3 separate regions of the Homo sapiens genome follow, and regions 2 and 3 are each linked to region 1. The links are chromatin loops, found by intact Hi-C in ENCODE. Cell type or tissue: Caco-2. All regions are shown on one strand.

Region 1 (8,000 bases):
GAATGCACAATGATACAGAAAAGAAGAACCCCCAAAAGCCTGAGAAGTATGTAAAGTGATTCTTAAATATATCAGTAATCAGAGAAATGCAAAATAAAAAACAAAATACCATTTTACATGGCTAGACAGCTAAAAATTTGGAAGGTAAGTAATGCCAAATGTTGGTAAGGACATTGGCATATTGATATTCTCATATGCTTATGGTAGGAGAGGAGATAGGTTCAGCTATTTTGGAGAGTATTTTTGCACTGCTTAGTCAAATTAAACATGTGAGTTTCCTGTGACCCAGCAATACAGCTTTTAAGAGATAGTTACATTTATACACACTTATACACACATGTATGTACATATAATATATGTATACATAAAAACATACATTATACACATATGTGTATGTATTTATAATATATATAAATATTGTACACACACACAAATTCTCACAATCTAAAGGGAATTGTAAATGAATGCTTGTTATTTAGTTATGTGGTGATGGGAATTTGGAACCACTAAAATGTCCTTGTGAGAATAAATAGGAAAATTGTGGCAGCTGTATTAAAGAGAACATTATGCTCCAGCTAGATGCAATTGATTAAATATATACATGGCACCATGAAGGGATCTTAAAAATATAGTATTGAATAAGCAAATCAAAATACAGAATATGTTTAGTTAACAAATTAAAACACAGACTATGCATAACACCTTTAATAAAAAAGTTAAATACCTGCATGTGAAACAAAACAATTTACAAGGACATGTATGAATATGACGGTACACATGAACACATTACTCAGGTTGCCTATGGGATAACAGAGAGAAATTGGAGTGTATATAGAGATAAAAGGGTTTAAGTAAGTGAGTAAACAAATTAGTACTAGGTGTTGGATGGTTTTGTGAGAACAAAGTGAGATAATATGCAATGAATTCAGAAGTAAAATTAACTTAGCCCTCCTCACATGAGGCCCCAAATATTTAGAAGAAAAGAAGCCTCAATAAAACATCCGTTCTCTGAGAACTCATCAGATGACTAAGTATTCAAAATAACAGAAGGTAGCAAGTGCAGCGTGCTAATGGAGAACTTGGGAGAAATACCTCATGTCTGGAAAACTCCCTGGAAGGGTTGACACATAATTCTGAAAGATGAATGTGAATTAACCAGGTGAAATGAATGGAAAGTAACATAAAAGAAAGAAAACTGGGATTTTTTAAGTAAGAAAGAATTTTTATAACATAATATGGTTTAATTTATGGATTATAGTCATATAAATTAGTTTAGTAGAGATTTTGTCCTGATCTTAGATATCAACATTAGAATGTATTTGCTGAGCATTTCTTATGCGAAATGATGTTTGAAATTCTAAAATATTTGTGGGAAATTCAGATAATCCTATGTGGCTGTAGTCACTATATCAGCTAGAAATTGCATTTGGCTGCAAGAGGTCTGTAAAACAGTGGGCTAAACAATGTAGAGATTTATTCCTCTTTCACACAGAGGAAATGTAGAAGCACACTGTTCAGGGCTGCTGTGTCATATCACTATAATGGTTAGTTTTATGTGTCCACTTGACTAGGTCATGGATGGCCTTGATATTTGGTCAAACATTATTCTGGGTGTGCTATGAGGGTGTTTGTGATGAGATTAACATTTAAATTGGTAGACTGAGTAAAGCAGATTGTCCTCCCTAAAGTTTCTGGGCCTTAGTCAATCAGTTGAAGGTCTGAATAGAACCAAAAGGCTAAATAAGAGAGAAATTCCTGCTGCCTGATTGCCTCCAAACAGGGACATCAGTCTTCTCCTCTCTTTCCACTTAAACTGAAACATCAGTTCTTCCTGGGACTTGAGCCTACTGGACTTCAGACTGGAACTACACAATTGGCTCTCCTGGACCCCCAGCTTGTTGATTGCCCATCTTGGGACTTGTCAGCCCTCATACCCTCATGAGACAATTGTTTATAGTAAATCTCCTTCTCTCTCTCTCTCTCTCTTTCTCTCTTTATTCTCCCTTCCTTCCCCTCCCCTTTTGTTCCCTCCTCTCCCCTTCTCCTTCGCTCCCCCCTCTCTCCCTCATTCTCTCTCTCTCCCTCTCTTTTGAATGCTGGTTTTTATCATGGAACTCCAGCCCTCAATTTTTTGTTCCAAGCAACAAGCTGAAGAAAGATGGAAGGGCTGACATCTGGCCAAATCAGCTCACTGTACACCTTCTACTACAACTTACTGGCCAGATCTTCGTCATGTGGCCTCTTTATCTGAAAAGAAAGCTGGGAAATGCAGTTTCTCAGTTAGATACACTGCCATTCCCACACCCAACAGAAAACAGAGTTCTGCTCAGGAAGAAGTAAAGATTGAACATGGGATAGACATCTTTCAGTCTTTGTCATAGCAACTAATGCCTTTTGGCACATAGTAAACATTCCATAAATATCAGTTGAATCAAAAATTTTAAATTTTCATAAAATTATGCATTTCTCATAGAATTGTAAAGAAACAAAATATTGAGCTCTGAGTTCTATTACTCTTCTCTGTTCACAAATTCATGTAGAACATAAATTCTAAAGAAATGTTGAATGACTTTTAAGTGCCGAGAATTTTTCAAATTATGTTAATGAATTATTGTAGAATAATCTTAGACAGCAACAGATAAAATTTTATCAGACAGATAATAATCATATAAATACATAAATTATTTAAATGTAAATCAATTTTTCTAAATTGTTCTAGCATATTTGAAGAGTTATCTATTTTTAATAAGTTCAAACATTCCTCTTTGGTCTTATGATATTATTAATCTAAGAAAAATGTTCTTTATTGGAAGTAAAACCTAAATTTCAGCCAGGGCTCTGAGTAATCATAAAATATAAATGGATGAATGCTATCTCATGGAAATTTTGCCTAACTAGATAGACTCATTCTTACCCTAAAATGTAAAATATATATATTTCAGGCATTTAAAATATAACATATGCTTTCAGTATTAATTGGTGATTAATTATGTTGAATATTTTAAGTTTTTTATTTTTTTCAGTTTTTTCTGAGCAAGACAGAATAGCAGAGCTTAATGATATGCATCTTGATATTCTGTGCTCAGAGAAAAAATGAGTCAATCCAGTAATTCATTTGTCATATTGATACATTAGAAGTCAGTTATACTTAAACACACACACAGACACACACACACATACAGCTCTTAGTGACATCAGGTTAAAAGCAAAAATGATCAAGCTATGCTCATTCATGGAAAAGAGATAACTCAATCACTGCAAAAATGACACTTTCTGATTTTGAAAAGTTCGCAGGTGGGTTGTCTCTGCTTCTTCCCTGAGAGAGTTCCCAGTGCGAGTGATGCACATTGCTGGTGCTACAGGTGCCAGTAGAAGGATCTCCAGGGCAGTAGAATCCCATGGCAACACGGCAGATAAAAATGACTCAGCCCTCTGCTGCCAAAGGTCTTTGCCAGTGTGTGAAGAGCAAGGATCTCAGTTGTAATTCAGTCCTTGGTATTAATAGAGGGGAATTGTGTTGTTCATCAGTAAATGCTGTTCATTCATCCTGCATATTCATTGGTCCGTATTCTTTTTCCCTATTTAACCAACCATTGCCATCCTTTACTATCCATCCCACAGTGAGTCTGAAAATCTGTGGTGTAAGAACTAGTCATTGCAATTAGATTATTGCTATGATCACATAATATGGCATGTCATACTTCAGAAAGAAGTGATAGAGTTACATAAAAAGTTCTTAATTTCTCAGATTTTGGCGGAACAACTTTCTGATTTAAACATCGAACATACCCATTAACTCATATATGGGTGCAGCACACCAACATGGCACATGTATACATATGTAACAAACCTGCAGGTTGTGCACATGTACCCTAAAACTTAAAGTATAATAAATAAATAAATAAATAAATAAACATCAAACATAAAATATAGATATTATCTTTTGAAAACAATAGGAAATGTATTTTTCTACCTTGTAATGCATTTCACATTGGTGATAATATTTGACTCTATGTAAAATGCCAGTGTTTCAGCTTGGATTACTTTGGTTCAAATCTTGGACTTTATTTATAAAACAGCATATGTTAATAGTACTCCCTTTGTCGCTATTGCTCCTTTTGATGCCCTTGTCATCAATTGGCATGACCAATGCTACCTTTAAGTGACAAAATTGAACCAAATGCTCAGTACCTTACCATTCTGTAATTCAGATCAATATGATGACACTATTTTTGATAGTAGCTCTAAACATATTTTGTAACAGAAACCCGATTTGAGATAATAAAACAAATGTAACAAAACTACTATCTAGTATTTTCTTTCACCATTTTGTCCTGAATTTTGAACATGAAATGATAACCAAAATTAAACTTCGTGAGTCAATTTGGCTAAAGTTTAGAGCAAAGTTTCAGGGTTTCCTATTATTTTTTTCATGAGAAAGTGACATATTTTCCACACCACTCTCATATCAATATCTTAGCAAAGGAGGTAAAATTTAGTGTTGCCCTTCACAGAGTCAAGTTCGACAAGGGAGTATATGAATGGAAATGGAAGAGACTCATATAGAGAAGTTGAAACATATTTTTGCCAAATAATATCCCTGACAACTGGGCTTTTAAGCTGTAAGATTTTTCACTGCCTCCTTTGGGATCCTCCATAACCAATATATGACTTGGCCATGTGAGTATTCCAGGCCTGAGGATCGACCCCAAAATATTTACCTTGCAGTTGATCACTCAAAACAGCTATGTTGAAGAATCACTACTTAACCTTACTTAAACAGTGAATCATTTCGGATTCTCGTCATGCAGTTAAGTCAGGTGAAATTAGAACAATAGCTCTGTTCACACTTGGGGTGCCTATTATTTCTTGCACTGCCCTCTGCTGGCAGGCTTCGTTCACCCAGTCTCACAGGTATGGCTGGTTGCTCCTTTGTCAAGGTCAGTTGAGCCAGCCTCTACTCAAAGCTGTTAAAAAGTCTCCTCTGAATTAGTGTCCTCATTCAATAGCTCATTCTCTTGAGTAGTGGTTCTCAAAGTGTGGTCCCCAGATTAGCAGCATCAGCACCACCTGCAACTTGTTAGAAATGCACATTTTGGGGCCCACCACAGACCCTCTGCATCATGAATTTTGGAGGTGAGGAGCAGGAATCTCAATCTTGTTGTAATAAGCCCTTCACATGGTTCTGATGCCCACTAACTTTATAGAACTGTTGTTGTCTTGTGGCCAGTGGTTAGAATTCTTCAGAAACATCCCTACCTCTAACAGTGATTTGCTAGAGCCTGACTTCCTTCTCTGTAGGCACAGCTTCTACAAACACCAGGATCATTGTATTTTCTTCAAAAGTGACACCGCAGTTGATCTTTTATTTGCAGTTAGTCCCTTATCACTCAAATTAACTTATATATTCTTCTGTTATTAGGATATAAAACAGAAAATAATCCTTATCAAAAGTATGAAAAGTAGAATAGGCTCTTTATGAAAACTGAAACAATACAGTAGTGTATGAAGCAGAAAGTATTTTCATCTTTCTCAGCCTTTCTCATGTAAATATAACTGTACATACAGCCTACCATGTCAATGCACATAGTCATCTCTCCTCTTGTTAAGATTTGCACAACCCATTCTGTTTATAGCAAAATCAATCCCACTACCTGCTCTTGATAAATATATATATTGTTTCCAAGTTTTAGCAGTCGCAAGCAGTGTTGCATTGAGCATTTGTGTTACACATCTCTGCTTACGCATGGATTTCTATAGTATAAAACCCTAGATAGTAAATTAGTGAGTCAAATAAAATACATACATGCATTAGCATATTTTCTTATTTTCTCTATTCTTGATGCTCTGGCATCTGGAGTGTTTCTGTCCCTGGACAGATTGCCCCTTCCAAGGTTAGATTATTCCTAGACATAGCAAAAAAGCAACCATTGGTTGGTTTGTATAGCAAAAGCACACTTTTATTTTTTTGGCCTAAAAGTGTGCTTTTGATATACGAATCAACCAATCCCAAGTCCATACTCTCAACCACCTATTCTGTCTGGTTCTTATACTCCAGGAGGCAATATTCATCTGTCCAAATTATCCCAGGGCTGGGTATCAGGCAACTAGAGATAACCCCTGTATCTCAGAGCCCACTGAAATTATTCAAACTACCCAGTCCTAAGACTGCACAGCTTGCTTCCCTTGCCTTGTCCATTCCTTCCTGTGAAGACTATAACAAAGGCTGTGTCCCGTGCTTTCCTCTTGCTTCTTCTCCCACCTGCCTGACCTGGGTGCTGCCCAGGTGGCCCTGTGTGGTTTAGCATGTCCCTTCTCTTGGGAACTGTGAGCAACAAACTGTCTTTTTGATAACCCTGTTTCTTGATCTGTTAGCCTCACCATCCTCGAATAAAAATAAAATCTTGGGCACATTTAAAAACAATATATGAAACACTATAGGGTTGTATTACAGAAAAGTTAAGGCCACAAACTTTGGTGCCAGAGTATATGGGTTCAAATTCCACTGTCTCTGCTTCCTAGTTGTATAATTTTTTTCTTTTTTAACTAGGTAAGCTATTGGACCTCTCCATGACTCAGTTTTCTCCTCTGCAAAGTAGGGAAGAATAATAACAATATCTACCTCACAGAGTCCTTGTAAAAACCAAATGTTAATAAACATAAAGTATTTAAGGCATAAATACTTATGCAATATATAATGCGTAATAAATACTTATCATCATTCTTATTGATTAAAAATGCCCACTTGACCTCAAAAAAGTTGAATCAATTTATTATTTATAAAGAACATTCATGAGAAGCTATTTACCTATACCCTTGAGAACACTTTATAGTTGGATAATATCAATATTTTAAATTATTTTCTGTCTAATAGATGAAAATATTGATCCTATTAGCATTGTTTTACTATTGGAGTAATAAAAATTTTTAGTTAACATTTGATTCTTTAATCTTCTATTGTGAATTATGTATTTATTCTCTTCACATGGTTTGGTTATCATTTGACTAGAGACTCTTACTTCAATATTTAAAATGGAAAACATTTTTGTGACTGTGGATTAACATTTTTATGTCATCTTTAGTCAAATAAACATTTACAGTTTTGTATGGCTAGCTGGTTGTTGTTTTTCCTTTATGGTTTCTGTCCTTTATTTATTTAAAAATTCTCATATTTTTAGTATTCTTATAGTAACATTCCTTTGCTTATAATTCAATCCCTCTGAGTTTTGAGCATCTTAAGACAGGAACTTATTCATATTTGGGCAAACCAATGTCAGTACAGTCAGACAAATTCCCTGAAATATTCCTAGTTTAATTGTCCCCAGCATTACCGCACCCCCTTATTGGCACTCTCCCATATACAAAATATGGAACAGAAACCCTTACCACAGGAATTTTTCAATAGAAAGTTCATATTTATGGGATATGCCCATCTTGAGCATGAACACAGTAAATTCATTTGAAATTTGAATGATCTTTGGTGACAAAGGAAGGCCAAATTGGTTTTCGTTCTGGCCCTCATTTGGCTAATTAAATAGATAGTGTCCTCTCTGGATCTTTTCCAAAAGTCCCAGTCATGATAACCATTTCCAAAGACCACAGGTAACCAGCTTACCAATGGGGCCTTCCAGGTTGGTCTTGTTTTTTCTCTCCTTTTTAAAATTAATACTAAAACTGTTGCTTCACTGCAAAATCATTTCTAGACTCACTGGGGATTCTTTCTAATCACTATTGAAGTCTCCTTTTCTATTGCATATTTGTATTAATTTATTAACTTAGAAATTATATTACTAATTAATTATAAAGGGCCTATCTTAGTAGGCACTAGAGATACATCAGTAACAAAACTCCCAATGGCAGAGATTTTTGACCTTATGAAGCATTTCTCTCAAGACTTTTTATGGTGTTTGGAATGCTGTGTGTGTGTGTGTGTGTGTGGTGTATGTAAAATAACGCAATGTGCATATAGATAATTGATTGGAAATGTTCACTGATTTGGA
Region 2 (8,000 bases), 100 kb before region 1:
AATCGCTTACACCCAGGAGGTGGAGGTTGCAGTGAGCCGAGATTGCACCACTGCACTCCAGCCTGGGCAACAGAGCAAGATTCTGTCTCAAAAAAAAAAAAAAACAAAAAAAACAAAAAAAAAAAACAAAAAAAAAAACGGCTCCCAGGTTTTAGTAGTCACTATATACTCTGTTGGTTACTACAACACAGATTGTAAATATCTTCTAACATTCTGTCTCTTAGGAATTTTACTCTCTCAAAAAATAGACTGTTCAATGTTTTTAAACCATGTTTAATTCACAAATACAAAAAACGTACATGCTGATCACTGTGTATGTTTAGGGCTCCCAAATCTACAGTTCTATCTTAAGTTCTTTATAATAATGTCAGACGGTTCTTCTGACATTATTACAAAGGTCTGCTGAAAAAATCCGCCTGGATATTCCAATAGACTACTTACTCATAAAATATCCAAAAATGAGTCAGTCTCCTCCATCATCATATTCCAGGAGTCTGCTCCATCTCCAGGCTCCCTCTGTTGGTAATTGGCACCATTAGCCTCTTGCTGGCCACCAGGCCAGGCTCTGCCAATGCTTCAGAGCTCTGCACAGGTTTCACCCCTTCTGATGTTATTATACTTCCCTGGCACTGTGACACCTTTCTTATCTCATTTGGAGGAGAGTGAGGGCTGGCGAGAGAAAATCCAAACCACTGTTATTTTTGAATTGTTGCTATTATTACTACCATTATTATTAGTTTTCAAACAAGCACATTTGTGGTGATCTTCTTAGCATTCTAATATCTTCCTATTGAAATGAATGCAAAATTGAAACTCCTTATCACAACCTACTTGATCCCATAGGATTTGGACCCTGTTTCTAAGATTATCTTTTGTCCCTTACCAGCTTCCAGCCACAGAGGCCTTATTCTTTTCTTTTCTTTTCTCTTTTCTTTCCTTTCCTTTCCTTTCCTTCTTTTCTTTACTTTTCTTTTCTTGCTTGCTCTGTCACCCAGGCTGGAGTGCACTGGCATGATCTTGGCTCACTGCAATCTCTGCCTCCCAGGGTCAAACAATTTTCCTGCCTCAGCCTCCCGAGTAGTTGGGATTACAGGCATGTGCCACCACGCCCAGTTAATTTTTGTATTTTTAGTAGAGATGGGGTTTCACCATGTTGGCCAGGCTGGTCTCGAACTTTTGACCTCAGGTTATCTGCACACCTCGGCCTCTTAAAGGGCTGAGATTACAGGAGTGAGCCACCGTGCCCGGCCAAGTGAAGGTTTCATTAGGGAACCATTGACAACTCAATGCCTTTCACCACAGAGCTAAATTTATCTTTTAGGGGATAAATGCACTGCTCAGCCCCATCCTGGAGGGGCTCACTCAGCAGAGAGGAGGAATGATCACTCCTAGGATACTCTCTCATCTAGGATAACTTACAATGTATCAGAGCACCCCTGAACCCAAGGCATGTGTATGTGTATATATATTTTTTAAGACAAAGAGTTTTGCTATTAAAGTATTCAACCTGGAAGAACAAGAAAAAGCCTAAGTTTCACTGAGATGAGACAAATTTCCAAAAATGTTCTTTTCTAGGTCATTAGAATTTCCATTTCTGACCTATAAAAGAGGTGCATATATCTATATTTTCTCTTGTATCATTTATAATAATAGCTGTTTAACTTTGATAACACCTGTAATCAATTTTCAGGATGCAAGCTATTTCTAGAACATTAAAAAAACTGATATTCTTTAAATAAACTAAGTGCATAAATGGTTCAAGTGCTAAAATTCAAGGCTTCTATGTGTATGATGCATACTGATATTTGAAGCAATTTTACAGAAGTGCATATAATTGAAAAAGTAGCTTTATTTGGGTAAAATCAAAGTATTTATTAGTAAAGTCCTCTTAAATGCTCATATAAAAAGTAACTATAGACACATAAAATATCATTATTGTTATTATCATCATTAATAGCTAGCCTGGTACTTTAATGATTTTCTTGAAGTTTCCTTATTTGAATTAACTTGTTGGTCTTGATTGCAATTAACATTACAGACTGCTGAGTCATGCTAATTCTCAGAACAAAAAGAAAGCAAACCAAGCAACATCAAACCAAAGAGCTCTTTAAGAGGATCAAATTTTCCATGCCTCAAGGATAATTTCATATTTGTTTATACATATACCCTTTTATATCAATTAATATCCTAGAAGTAAAGATTGTTCATATCAGAGTAAAACAGAAATTTTGCTAGCTCTCATGATACAAGATAACTCTAGGTATTTGTAGGTAATGGCCATGAGTTTAGACTGATTTAAATTGAATTTCAGCAAATTATGCCCAAAGAAATGATATGATCTTATTCAAAGTCAGAAAACTCAGTGACTCTGAAATTGGTTCTTTGGAGTAGATCCATATGGTCAGTTAATACAATTTGATGCTTATCTGGTTGGTGTTCTGGAAAACAAAGTTGGTTTTTCTGCAAAGAAAAAAACAAATTCCAAAGAGTCACATAGTTTTTTATTTTCATTACATGTTGACATTTTGCTCCATTTTCTATCTTTTTGTGGGCATACACATTTTGAATGATGACACGGTCAGATAAAGTGATAGTTTCCCTGAAAGAATGATTCCACCTCCAAGGGAAAAATTCAACTCAGAAAGAAAGGAAATGGTCAACAATATATAGCAGAAAATACCACTTTCAAAGCTAAATTCTTAGTTACTAAAAAAAAGAAAAAGAAAAAAATCCTATTAGTTTCACAACGATAAGATTAGTTTAGGAGAAGTATCATGTAATTGCAGAAGATATTACAAGCTATTTTTCATGAGTGTCCTTGTTAACAGGTCTTGGATGGATGATTTTACTACTCAGATGCTGAATTACAAGTCTCAGCAACTGAAACTCAATAGAAAAAAAAACTCACGTGGAGTGGAGCACATTAATAAAATAAAACTGCAGATTAAATCATGTTTTAGGTGGGAAAAAACATCTTTTATTTAAAAACTGTTTTATAAAACTTTCAAAAATTGATAATTTAAGAATCCAGGGCTGGGCTCAGTGGTTCATGCCTGTAATCCCAGAACTTTGGGAGGCTGAGGCAGGCAGATCACTTGAGGTTGAGTTTGAGACCAGCCTGGCCAACATGGTGAAACCCGGTCTCTATTAAAAATATAAAAATTAGCCAGGCGTGGTGGCAAGCGCCTATAATCCCGGCTACTCGGGAGGCTGAGGCAGGAGAATTGCATGAAGCTGGGAGGCGGAGATTGCAGTGAGCCAAGAGTGTGCCACCAGACTCCAGCCTGGTCAACAAGAGCGAAACTGTCTCACAAAAAAAAAAAAAAAAAAAAAAGAATCCAAAAGTATTTAAGGATCATTATTTAAATAATAAATTTGATGTGTAAGACTGTAGATCTAAATGGCAGTGCTTTGTAAATTGAAATATTCTGATGTATTCTTCAGAGCTTGCAAGTTCTATGAGAACTTATTAGTTTTTTCATTTTACTGAATTAAAAAATGTACATGTTTCTTACGCCAGATCACCAAAGATTGCTATATGGATTCAGGGTCTCTATTTGTGTTACTGTTGCATCAATGCTGAGAGATCATCAAAGAAGTTAGTACTTAACTCCTAATATCCTTGGCCCAAACTAATGTCAAAATATTTGTCCTAAGGTAGCCATTGAGATGAGTTCCTTTTGCCAGTATAATGATAGAACTTTTTGTTTGCAACAAGAATGTGCAACGGAAAAACTATTTAATTGACCAAGACTTTAATTCCTTATTTAAAAATTTAGACTTTGGTCTGACACCATAAAAATGAATTTGGGAACTTACTGTTATGGAGTAATGAAGAAAATTTAGGAGTGGATTTACTATGTAAATAAATAAACTATTTGTGGTATGTGAAGGCCAAATGATATTATGGAGATGGTTTTATCATAATTGGTTAGAGAGAAGTAGTGGGACTTTGGGGCCTTCCCTTGTCACAGAGAAGTGCAAACACACTGAAGTGAAAAGAGCCCCACCCAAAGCAGGAGGCAGGATACTCATGATATGCAGGCTATGAGGAAATGTCAGTTGGGGATCTTGCCTTTATATGTGTAACAAGGCATTTTTAAAAAGTGCAACAGCAATAAATGCAAAAGTAAATATAAGAATTTTTTAATTTAGTGATTTTTTTACATTATTAAATTTTGGGATTCATTATTGAATTTTATTGATAATGGACTGATGAAAAATTAGTTAATTATCAAACTTTTCTGTTTTGAAACTGATTGTACAACACTGAAGTTTGAGGAAAAGTGATACAGGGAAATTCAATTTAATTTAGATTCACTCTTGGACAAACTGTAAAAGTTGCTTGAAATATACAAATAAGCAAACCTAGATTTCTTCTCTCCCTCCTCCCTCCCTCCCTCCCTTCCTTCTTCTCCCTTCTTTTCTCTCTCTTTTTCTATTTGCCCCTCCTCCACTTTCTTTTTCTCCTCCCCGTATCCTCTTCTGAAAGTTGAGAATGGCAAGATAACAACCCCATTTTAAATTCTGGATAATACAGATGCTTATTTAGCAAGCTAAGAAAATTTCTAACACAAATGTAAAATACATTTTATTTTTTCTTATATGTTCTGATTTAAAGGATCAAGAATGCTGTGAGTTTCAGGACATTTGGGCCACCTTATTTTTTCGCTGACTTAGATCTTAGTTATGTGAAGACACAGTAAATTGATATGCAATTACAGTTCATTACTCTTCAAAGATCCAGATTTTCCTGCAATAACTTCCACTGAAGACTTAACTCTTTAAAGAGCTAAATTTAGCTCAATGAATAATGTTTGAGAATACACTGTGTACAAGACACTGTACTAGAACCCTGGGATAACAAGAAAAACCAGAGGTTGTTTCAGCCACTGAGCAACTTAAAATCTGATATGGAGGCTACATATATTTTCCATTAAAATTTCAAAACATATATTTGTATGTTTAATGTTATGCTACTATTGTTTTATCACTTAAAATGTTTTCAGTCTTTTTTACTAGAGTTCAGAGCTTATGAGAGATACATTTCTATTTTACTAGTTTCACAGCATGAGAGACGTGGCTTCATTATTACATATGATATTTTTTGAAAGGTGAATATATCCTCAGACTGGGACTCCTGGATAAAGTGAAAGTAAAATAATTAAAAAGTAAACCTATGATGAAAGAGGTTTGAATTCAACACAGAATTATTAGCTAGTGTTGAATGACAAATGATAACAACGTTGCGTCCTTTCCAGGGCTGGTGGCAGGAGGTAGGACAGTGCGGAGCCCAGGTGAGACCATTAAAGGTCCAGGCAACCGTGGGTGGTGAGAGTCACTCTAGAGGTTTTCCTGAAACTTCTTTCATCTCTGCATTAAAAATAAATAAGTAAACCCAAATGGCACAGATGTAAAAAAAATTAAAAGAATAAAAACTATAAATAAAACCTTAAAATAACATGGTCTTTAATTATTTTACTTTGATTTTAAAGAAGGACGCTCAATATTCATGGAAAGGGGAGTATATAACTCACATTTAACACATGATACTGTAAAATGGTTATTTCAGAGGCACAAAACCAAATCAAACCAAAGAACCACTTTCCTGCTACTTTTACTTATGCATGTGATAGAATGTGAAGAAGGGCAAGGACATTTGTAGGGCAGAGTGAAAGTAATGGGCCTACCATACCATATTCTCTTTTTTCTTTTCCTTCCTTCCTTCCTTTTTCTTTCTTTCTTTCTTTCTTTCTTTCTTTCTTTCTTCTTTCTTTTTTGACACAGTCTCCCTATGTCACCCAGGCTGGAGTGCAGTGGTGGAATTATGGCAATCTTGAACTCTTGCCTCAGCCTCCCTAGTAGCTGGGACTACAGGCATGCACCACCATGCCTAGCTAATGTTTCTGTTGGATTGTTTTTGTTTTTGTAGAGGTGGGGTCTCATTATGTTGCCCAAGCTGGACTTGAAGTCCTTGGCTCCAGTGATCTTCCTTCCTCAGGCTCCTGAAATGCTGGGAGTATAGGTGTGAGCCACCATACCCAGCCCTGTACAATTTTTAGATTTGAATTTGTAAAGTGTGTCTTGATGGATACCAGCATCATGAGAAAAAAGTCTGGGTTCAAATAAGTTTGAAAAACTTTGGGCTCAAGAAAGCTAAGCAGACTTGTTTACTGCAGGACTTCTTTGAGACTTTAACACGTGGCTGTGTGGTGTAATTCCCACAGTGTAATTCCCGCAGTGTAATTCTCCTAGAGGTGACCATGTTGTGCAGCATCCCAGAAATGCTTTTGGAAGAGCCCACAGGGAAATCGGGTCCTTGGGACAAGTTTTAGAAAATCGTATGCTAGTATTGAGCATATGAGAAATGCAATTATTGTTCTTTATTTTGAAAGAAATGAATGTATCTCCTATGGGTTCATCATGGAGCTGAACACTTGACACGTGTTGCCTCATTCTATCCTAATCTCTGTGATGTAAGTGATATTATTCTTTCCCTGCCACATCCCTCTCTACTCTCCCCTTCCCAACTTGTAGATTAGAAACCTGAGGATCTGAGAGGGTAAATATATTGTCTTAGTAAACTGGTAAGATTTAGGGTGGCATTAAAATTACTCATAGCTTCTTAAAAGCTTGAATATTGGAAAACTTGAATTGCAATTGAAGACAAGGTGAATGTGAAATGGATTTAATCACATACTTGGGTCATTGCTTAATTCAAGGGACACCGCTGTGTGAGACTTTGGTAGTGCAGTGAAGATGTGACTCCTTCTTAGGAACTTAAAGTGTGGTAGGAAAGGCAAACCAGACACTTAAACAACTCATTTCAATGAAATATGGTAAGTGATTAAGAAAAGCACACAAATCTCTTTGCGTTGGGTCGTGATATTCTCTCTCCTTGAAGTCTATAGTGAACCAGAGTTCTCATTCCCACCCTTCACACACCATGAGCATCAAGACTGAATTCCAATGCATGCTCCCTGTGAAACATTTTCTGGGAACCCCAGTCTCCTTCCTTGTTTAGAATTAATTGCCCTCTACACTATGCTTCCAAGGCACTTTCATTTTCCTCCATCAAAACTCTTATTTTCAAAGTCTGAATTGCATTATAATTTGCGGTCTATCTGTTTTATCTTCCTCCCAAATTGGGAGTCTCTTTGGAGATGACATTGTCTTAGATGTTCTTATATCCGCCACTAGCCAAACTAGTGCTTTGCTGAAATACAGTAGGTCCTCATTACATGTTTTTGTTTGTTTGGTTGGCTGCTTCTTTGTTTTTGAAATAAAATAAACTTTTTTTTAAAGTTAAATTGTACCATTGTTTTTTTGAATCATTAATAACCTGAACTGTAGCATCAATAAAATGTTTTGAGGCAAAAAAGAGTAAATGTCCTTTCAGGACTTTTATTTATTTATTTATTTAATCTTCCATTGTTTCATCATTAAGTTACATAATTCACGGAAAAGTCAGAAGGAGTAAGGCATAAACTATCTGGATCATTAGAAAACCCATAAAAGTCTTCTCATGAACTAATAATCTAGTTAGTTTCCCAGGCGATTTTAGCAATTACAGAGATAAAATGGAATATTAGAAGGAAGTTCCCTATAAGCCGTTAGCACATGGCTTTTTAGAGATCTTTAGTGGTAGAAAGTTCCAGGACCATCTAAGTCAAGCCTGGGGAAAATAGGATTTTTAGTCAGCAATAATTACATCATGAAGAATATGAGTATTTACTTTTGTCAAATTTTGTCCAGACTTTGTAAGATATTTAAATATATAAAAAGACCATCATTATCTGTTTATGATTTGAAATTAGTTGGTTAATTAATAAAAAGGAGTTGAAGTAGAGTCATGGCCATACTACATAAAATTCTTGAACATTTAGGGTAGATGGAAAGCCTAATTATTTGTTCTTAAATGATCAGTTTTTGAAGTGTAAATCTGTTATAAATCTCATATGTTTTAGTTTTTAAAACTGGTTGACAAACAACTAAATAAA
Region 3 (8,000 bases), 130 kb before region 1:
TCTTTATTATTCCTGATACCAAGAGATGTAGTGTTTGGTCCAAGTTTGCATGTCTAGTTAATGAAAACAAACTCCATTTTCTGACTGCAAGTCCAGGGTTCTTGCCAATACTGTGCTACCATCCATACAAATGACTTACTTTTACCTCTTTAATTTATATGAGATACCCATTCACTTGCTGACAATCAGTCATTCAGCTTTTTAGGAATTACTCATCTATAAAAAAAGATCGTATACTGCTTAAGAGAATGGGAGATAGTTGGAATGCTAATTGTGGTAGGCAGAGTAACAGCTCCCAAAGGTATCCAGGTCCTAATTCTGGGAACCTATGAATGCTGCCTTATATGGTAAAAGGGATTTTGTGGATGTAATTAAGGATTTTGAGAAGGGGAGATTGTCTTAGATTATCTAGGTAAGTCCTACATGCCATCACAAATATCCTTATAAGAGGGAGGCAGAGGAATATTTGATGAAGACGAGAAGGGGATGTGACGAAAGAACAGGAAGAGGAAAGGGGATGTGATGCCAGTCCAGAAGCTGAGGAATGAGGACTGCATCCCTCCTGGCACAGGTAAGGAAACAGATTTTCCTCCAGAGCCACCAGAAAGAGCTCTACTGGTTCTTTGATTTTAGCCCACTGTACCTGATTTTGGCAGTCTGACCTCCAGAATTGTAAGAGAAAAAAACTGTGTTATTTATTTATGCATTTATTTATTTTGAGAAGGGGGTCTCACTTTGTTGCTCAGGCTGGAGTGCAGTGGTACAGTCATAGCTTATTGCAACCTCGACCTCCTAGGCTCAAGCAACCCTCTTGCCTCAGCTTCCTGAGTAGCTAGTTCTACAGGTGTGCACCACCACGTGAGGCTAATTTTTTATTTTTGTAGAGATGAGGTCTTCCTATGTTTCCCAGGCTGGTCTTGAACTCCTGGGCCCAAGCAAAAATGTGTGTCATCTTAAGCCACTTGTTTATTATAATTTTTTTACAGCTGCCATAGGAAACTAATTACACTAATCTTAGCTCCAACAGATCGCACTTCTGTTAGTTTGTGCAAGAAAATCTTTCTAAGACTCTGCTTTCTGATCTATAAAATGGGAATAATAAAATGCCTATTTCATAGGGTTGTGGTGAGATTGAATAAGACCACTCATATAAAATGTTCAGCTTAGGACTTGGCATATGGAAAGGTTTTTGTTGGCTATGGATTTGGTCTAGACAAGAAGATTGCAACAGATTTTTCTTCTATTTGAAAACTCCGGTAGAGCACTAAGTAGCTCTTGGAATATATAAAGGATTGTGTATTTATTAGCTATTCTAGCTTTCTCTCAGGAGTGCTGACATCTATTTGTTTCTTCCTTTTTAACTGTCCTTTCTCAAGAGTGTTGACTGCAAGATGAGGCAAAGGCAAATAGGTGGAATAACTGGAGAATAACCCAGAATGAGACACAGAAAGAGGATTTTGAAAGGATTTCCTTGCCTATTATCTGCTTTCTGAGAGAGCCACACAAAACAGGTGAAAAGTTATACTATTTATAAAGATCTCCTGAGAGGGAGTGTCTACAGCTTTTCTGGTAATTTCCCTTGGTACAAATGAAACCTGTTCATTTTCAAGGAAAATTGCACTGATGGCTACACATTCTTTTTCTTTTTAAATAAAATATTGGAATGGTGTTGTTTTTGGAAGCTGCTTGTTACCCAATGTTGCCAAAAAGGTTTTATTATAATGAGGCTATGTGTTAGCTGTTCATGTTTCTAGTGCAGCATAGCTGTATAAATTTTTTCTTTTTCTTATCTCGGATTTCAGATTTCCCTATTTTTTTAAAAGTGTATAGTAATAATATTTACCAGTATTGTTCATCCCTACCACTCAGTTTTCTGCATATGCTTGTATTTTCTATTTCCTGCTGATTTAACTTCTGTACTCTGTTGTTTATAGGGACTTGTCATATTTGCATAGTTTAAGTGCTCTGTCGTTTCTATCACAAGCCCTAGTGGGTAGGTACAACATCTATGTAGTTCGCTTGTGTAGTGCTTGGTGGAACATCTTGTGTTTCATGATTGATTTATGATGATAGAGATGATACTATAAAATAAAGCCAAAGGAAACTTTTAACAATAGGGTCTAATCCTGTTTGGTCCTCATTGGATGTCTCTCCACTTGTAGGGGAAAAAACTGGAGAATAATGGTTGTGTCATCATGACAAACAACTGACATAGTTGAGGCCAGTCGAAGGCCCAGAGCAACCCTGGTCCTGTAGTCAGAGACGACTTATGAAAATAAATGAATCTGGCTCATTGACTTGAGTTCTTGTACCCAAACTGGAAAGGTGTGGTACCTGACACAGGAACAAAGTCTGTCTGAAATCAGCTGTCCGGGATGTCATTTTCTCTAGTGCAGAGACTCGATTGCCTAAATTGGTAGCAGAGGTGGATGTTTCCTAACATGATCTTCCTTGGCCAACAGTGACTGACATCTGAGGTAGGTCTTACCTCTACCTTGGGGGCTCACTGCTTCACTGGTACCATATAATGGTGGCAGTTTAACAGTAATCTTAGTAGGTCTTTTTGGACATTTTAAAGCCACTGCTCCAAAGCATAAGCCAGGCAAAAAAATTGATTTCCCTCATCCAGATGTCCCCATTGTCCAACATAGGTGAGACATTTTTTAAAAAGGCATCTCCAGAAGGCGATTTTTGATCCCTCTCCAGATAAGAGGTTCAAGCCAGCTTTTTCTTATTGTGGGACATCAAAATTTACTATATGACCTGAAATCCTCCCAGGTGATTTAATTCATTCATAGGTTCTAGGAGAGAAGATGAAACTTTCATTTATCCCCATGCTACACACTGACCAATACTGCTTCACCAAACTTTTATCAGTCTTGTTGCATTTTATCTGTTTACACGAGATCCATAGTGCTTTCTCATCCCCACAGTAAACACTGAATTCTGTTTATAACAGAAGGGCAGGATCTGTGGGGAGCATCCGCAAAGTGCTCCAGGCTCCTTTTTCCCTTTTCTCAGAGACACCAGGAATGTGCCTTTGCACTGTTTTGCCAGCATCCTTAAATCATGATTAATTTAAAGCCTTTTCTCTCCTTGGTGAGGCCTGACACAAGCAACTGCTTCTCTGTCACATTGATTTTTCTGTCCTTGCAGATTCAGAGCCAGGGTTGAGTCCTCCTCACAGGGCGAGTTCTCTGACAAGGAAGTTTTGCAACCTAATTTACAGCTGGAGCCAAGCTTGTCAGTGAGTGCCAGAGGGAAACTGTCGCAATCGGCAGGCAAAGTATGCATTTAATAGTATTTATCCAAGCCAGTTTGTGATTTCTTCACTCTCTCCAACAAATATGTTATTTGTAATAGCTATCTTCTCTCATCTAGGTGTTTGAAAAATGTCTCTAACGTGTGTGGGCTGGAATGCATTTTGTTTTTTCTGCAGGTATATTCATTTAACAAGGGGAGTCTCTGAGGAGCTATCAAAAACTGCTTGCCATCTTTCCAAATCATCTCTGTCTGCAGTGACCATGTCTTAATCCTGAAGGAAAACAAGGTAATCTTTTCAAATAAACATTTTCAAGGATGTTTAGAGGGAACCAAATTGCTGGCATGTAGAACCCCCTTCCAGTGCTTAAAAATAGATATATTGAGGGAGCAAAACTCCAGTGAGTTGGAGTGTTTGGAAGTATTTGATATGTTCAGATGACTAACAATAATAAGCTAAATTGCAAGCAATGATCTGAATTTGTGTGTGTGAATATGAGTGTGTATGTGTCAAAGAGACACTGAGTATCCTGTTTCTCAATGTTGTTGGTGGAAAATGAGGCGCAGAGGGGTTACACACTCCCAGTAGGTAAGCAAGTTGGTAAGGGACTTTGGCAATATTTGACCCTAAGCCCATTAGATTTCACTGGGCTAACCTGACTCTGGGGAGAGTAAATATGAGATGAAGAAACATTTGATCATTAAATAAAAAGGAAGCACTGAAAGAAAAGCAATTGGTTGCATAAAACTTATTAATGCAATACTTCTGCTCTCAAGGAAGTTGACATGCAATAGAAAGAGAACATGTAGAGTATGGATTGAATAAACCAAAAATTATGTAGATGATGTAATTACTATAATTAAATCAAAACAGATTGTGTATGCTGGAACTTATTGTATTACTCACAACATAATTTTGTATAACTTTTTTTTAAACCTGTCTCTTTTCCTTTCTGGTCTGTGGGTTTCTGAAGGACAAACCTCTTTTGGCAGTTGGGCCTGAAGCCCCAGAACTTATGCTGGTCCTGGCACCAATGAGGACAGAAATGATTGAGCACATGAATTTGGTATTGAGTTTGACATTATTGTGCTTCATTTTTTGTGGGCCTGGGATGTTTTCTACGTAATTCGTTTATCATTTATTGTTTAAGGTGTCTGCATACTCAAAATATCTTTTTAATGTCCTCCGCCTATACATGACATAAATACTTTATTAACTTTGTTTAAAAAATCTTATCACAGTGCCATCCAACAGGAATATAATGTGAGCCATGTGTAATTTAAGATTTACTAATAGCCATATTAAAAAAGGAAGAAGAAACTGGTGAAATTAATTTTTAATAATGTTTTATTTAGCTATATTCAAAACATTATCATTTTAACATGCAAATATAAATTTATTAATATCTCTTACATTATTTTTTCTAGTAACTTTTTAAAATCTAGTTGGTATTTTATATTTAATGCACATTTTAATTCAGCCCTCAAACTTAATTGCAGACCATTGTATTTCAGTGCTCAATGAGCACATGTGGCCACCGTGTCAGCACATTTCAATAGTTCGCAGGTCAATGTAGAGGACATTTTCCCCCCACTTAGCATTTCATCCCTGTTATTATGCCCACTGAGTGCCGTAGTATGGAAAAAACATGTGTAGCCTAGTAGCACAAATGTAAACTGGGGTGACTAACATCCTAGTTTGCCTGAAGTGGAGAAGTTTTCTGGGACAAAAGACTTGCAATGTTAAAACCAGGACAGTCCTGATAAAGCAGAATGGTTGGTATCCCGCAAGTAAACTATGTTGGTCCAAACAATATATCCCCTCCATCACTGTGATTTGTTTTGACCTAAAGCATAGAAACCTGGCTGCCAATTATGGGATTTTTTTGGGAAGCCACTGGGAGAAAGAACCTTACTTTCTGCTGTGGTTATTATCAGCTAACCTTTATATCATGTGGGGAGAACCTGTTTGAAAGTATTACCTACTTTGGAGGAAATCACAATGAGAAAGAAACTGAGTTTTGGTGACTTATTTTTCAGTTCTTGGACACTGTCGTGTCTGAACCTATCCTATTTTTGGACTTTTCAGTGAATTAATACATTCTTTACACCTGTCTCCATATTGTTTGTTTAAACAGTTAAGGTTGCATTTCCATCATGTGAAACTGGGATAGTTCTAACTAATAGGTTTAGAAAAAAAAAAAAAAAAGAGTACAAGAAATCTAGTTGGAATTCTTTAGGTTCATAAGAAACATAATCAGGCTGTCTATTTTATTTTAACACAGCCTCCTCAAGCTACTGTTGAGTATGTATGTGGTGCTGCCTAGGAACAGTAGGTATTTTTGTGGAGCAAGGGATTGCAGACGGTGAAGTAGCTGCATACTGGCAATAACCTATGAATCTGTGGGGATTCTGAAGAGTAGGAAGCAATGAGACCTGCTGTCTTTCCTTTATTGTCCCTTCCTCTATTGCTCTCAGACTGTTGTGCTTTGCTTGTGTTGTGGGTGTTTTGCTCTGCCATAATGGCTCTCATGATGAACTATAAGCTTCATTCTAGGTCCTGGGACAATCTACAGTTCATGAGATTCTCACCTATGGGTTAGGGACCCTTGGAGATTTGCAGAGTTGCAAAGTCAAGCACCAATTTATTCTTTCTTAATCAATGGATACTAAAAGTGCAATCATTAGTACATAGAAGGCTTGTAACAATTTTTGATGGTTTCAGAAGAAGATTGAGTAAGCATTCAATAGATAGATGCTACTGAGACACTAATATGTAGCTTGACATGGTTAAATGCCTTATGTGAAGCACTTAACAAGTGTTAAAACATCACATTTAAACTTCACAACAATCTTATTGCTGGCATTATTATTCTTATTGCTTTGAAATAAAAAAAAATAGGCTGGGCATGAAGGCTCATGTTTGTAACCCCAGCACTTTGGGAGGCTGAGGCAGGAGGATTACTTGAACCTAGGGGTTCAAGGTCAGTCTGGGAAGCATGGAGAGACCTCATCTCTATGAAAAGTTACAAATAAAAAAAAAATAGCTAGATGTGATGGTGTGTGCCTGTAGTCCTAGCTACTCGGGAGGCTGTGGTGGGAGAATCACTTGAGCTCAGAAATTCAAGGCTTTAATGAAGCCATTTCTACTCTAGCCTGAGTAACAGAGCAAGACCCTGCCTCAAAAGAAAAAAAATTGAATTATTACATTTTCTTTATTCGTTACTCATTTAACAAACTTCATTTTATACTATTATATTCTCAATGAATTTAACATCTAGTGGAGAAAGTAGGTGTACAAAAGTGATTATAATGCTGTGTGTGAGCATATTAACAAATACAGAGGGGAAGGAGAGGAAGGGTCTCCCATAGCAGATGTAGGTGCAGGGTACAGAGCATGGGATCACCAGAAAACTCCCTGGAAGCACGGTGCTTGAGCCAAACCTGACACATCAAAGTAGATCTGCACTATTGCAACAGTCTAGTACAAAATAACTTTTTCAGGAGAGAGTTTCATTATCTTGCAATGACAAATTTTAGTTTGTTTTTCTGCATCATCGTGACATAAGTGACAGGATTCTGATTTGTAAAGCAAAAGAGTTGGATTCTTAACCCTGAATTTACTACTAATGAGGCCCTTGGGCAAAATCTCTCAAACAGTTGGGGCTAGAGTTTTCTCTCCAACGAAGTAAGGTAGGATCAGCAATTCATTCATAACAGCATCTCTTCCAAACTCCACACCCTGAAGGCTTCAAGTTGTGCCCTTCATTTGCACCTTTATTGTCCTTCTAGTAAGAGTCATTACCTGGAAATCACAGTTCAGAAGCAAGGCATCACAGTTAGGTGTAAAGGGTGCTTAGCTTACAAAGAAAAAGCTTCGACTAATTTAATTTTTACCAATATCATAAAATCACCCCATGATAATTTCAGGGTGTCTTCACTCAAGTATAGCCTAGGACAGGTAGTGAAGATGTGGTAAATGATGTTAATGGCAGCAGAGAGACCGGGTTTCACTGAATGCCTTGATCAAAGCATTACTAGATTCATGGTTAAAGAGTAATGAGTTTCATCAGATATTTAGTAAATGTCCCTTAAAGTTCCTTTTACAAAAGCAAAACCAAACAACGCAACAACAAAACAATCCCACACATTTCTATAGATGTAATTTGAAACACATCAAGTTATTAATCTTGGAATCTGGATTTTCCAAGAAATCAGCTTTCTTGTTGTATTTAATTTTGTTGTATCTGAAAATGCATTTATGTATGTGTGCAGTTATGAGGTCAGGTAGAGAGGGAGAAAGAGACTACTGTCTGTTGTATTGTTTCCCAGTTTAGTGTAGATGTCAGGCTTGATGATAAAAAATGAGAAGATGGAAAGGAGATAACTATTTATTGACCTTACTGGTGCACTTAACCTCTCACACTGGAATTTTTTTTTTGGTTTATAAAAACCTCTTGATATAAATAAATAAATAAATTAATTAATTAATTAATTTGTGACTTAAATGAAAATATCTCATATTTTATGAACAAATGTGGCAGTGAATATGTACTATATATTAGTTAATGTTAACATACCTTAGTTTTAAGATCCGTAGAAGACTCCATTTGACCTTTACAATGTGGATGTTTTTCCTTACCACAGGTGGAAATTGATTTTTACTTCTCTGCAGCTAAGTATGTGGCAGTCTTGGCCACATGGTGACTCAGCAGAGGAGCCTATGTACTGGCTGTCCT

What was found. A loop is a pair of places that touch in the nucleus more often than their neighbours do. Peaks named below come from ENCODE experiments on the same cell type or tissue, not always from the same donor. Only the 100,000 strongest peaks of a DNase experiment are listed, where the experiment ranks them.
Region 2: it touches region 1 in a loop (6-fold over the local background); 6 of 110 quality-filtered maps call a loop at or near these places.
Region 3: it touches region 1 in a loop (7-fold over the local background); 2 of 110 quality-filtered maps call a loop at or near these places.

The regions. Positions count from the first base shown.
Region 1 is chr6:113,303,623-113,311,622 of GRCh38, reverse strand. No RefSeq gene overlaps it. Among named protein-coding and RNA genes, the nearest start is that of LINC02518, 130 kb to the left of the region's middle. In Caco-2, CTCF peaks have their summits at 4,695 and 4,895 (motif pointing left); a DNase peak (open chromatin) is centred at 4,902.
Region 2 is chr6:113,407,215-113,415,214 of GRCh38, reverse strand. No RefSeq gene overlaps it. Among named protein-coding and RNA genes, the nearest start is that of LINC02518, 22 kb to the left of the region's middle. In Caco-2, no CTCF peak of the experiment used is centred here; DNase peaks (open chromatin) are centred at 534 and 3,994.
Region 3 is chr6:113,428,887-113,436,886 of GRCh38, reverse strand. It overlaps LINC02518 (long intergenic non-protein coding RNA 2518), which reads left to right and starts at 3,440. Exons shown (of 2, transcript NR_149098.1): 1 at 3,440-3,550; 2 at 7,909-8,000. In Caco-2, no CTCF peak of the experiment used is centred here; a DNase peak (open chromatin) is centred at 3,236.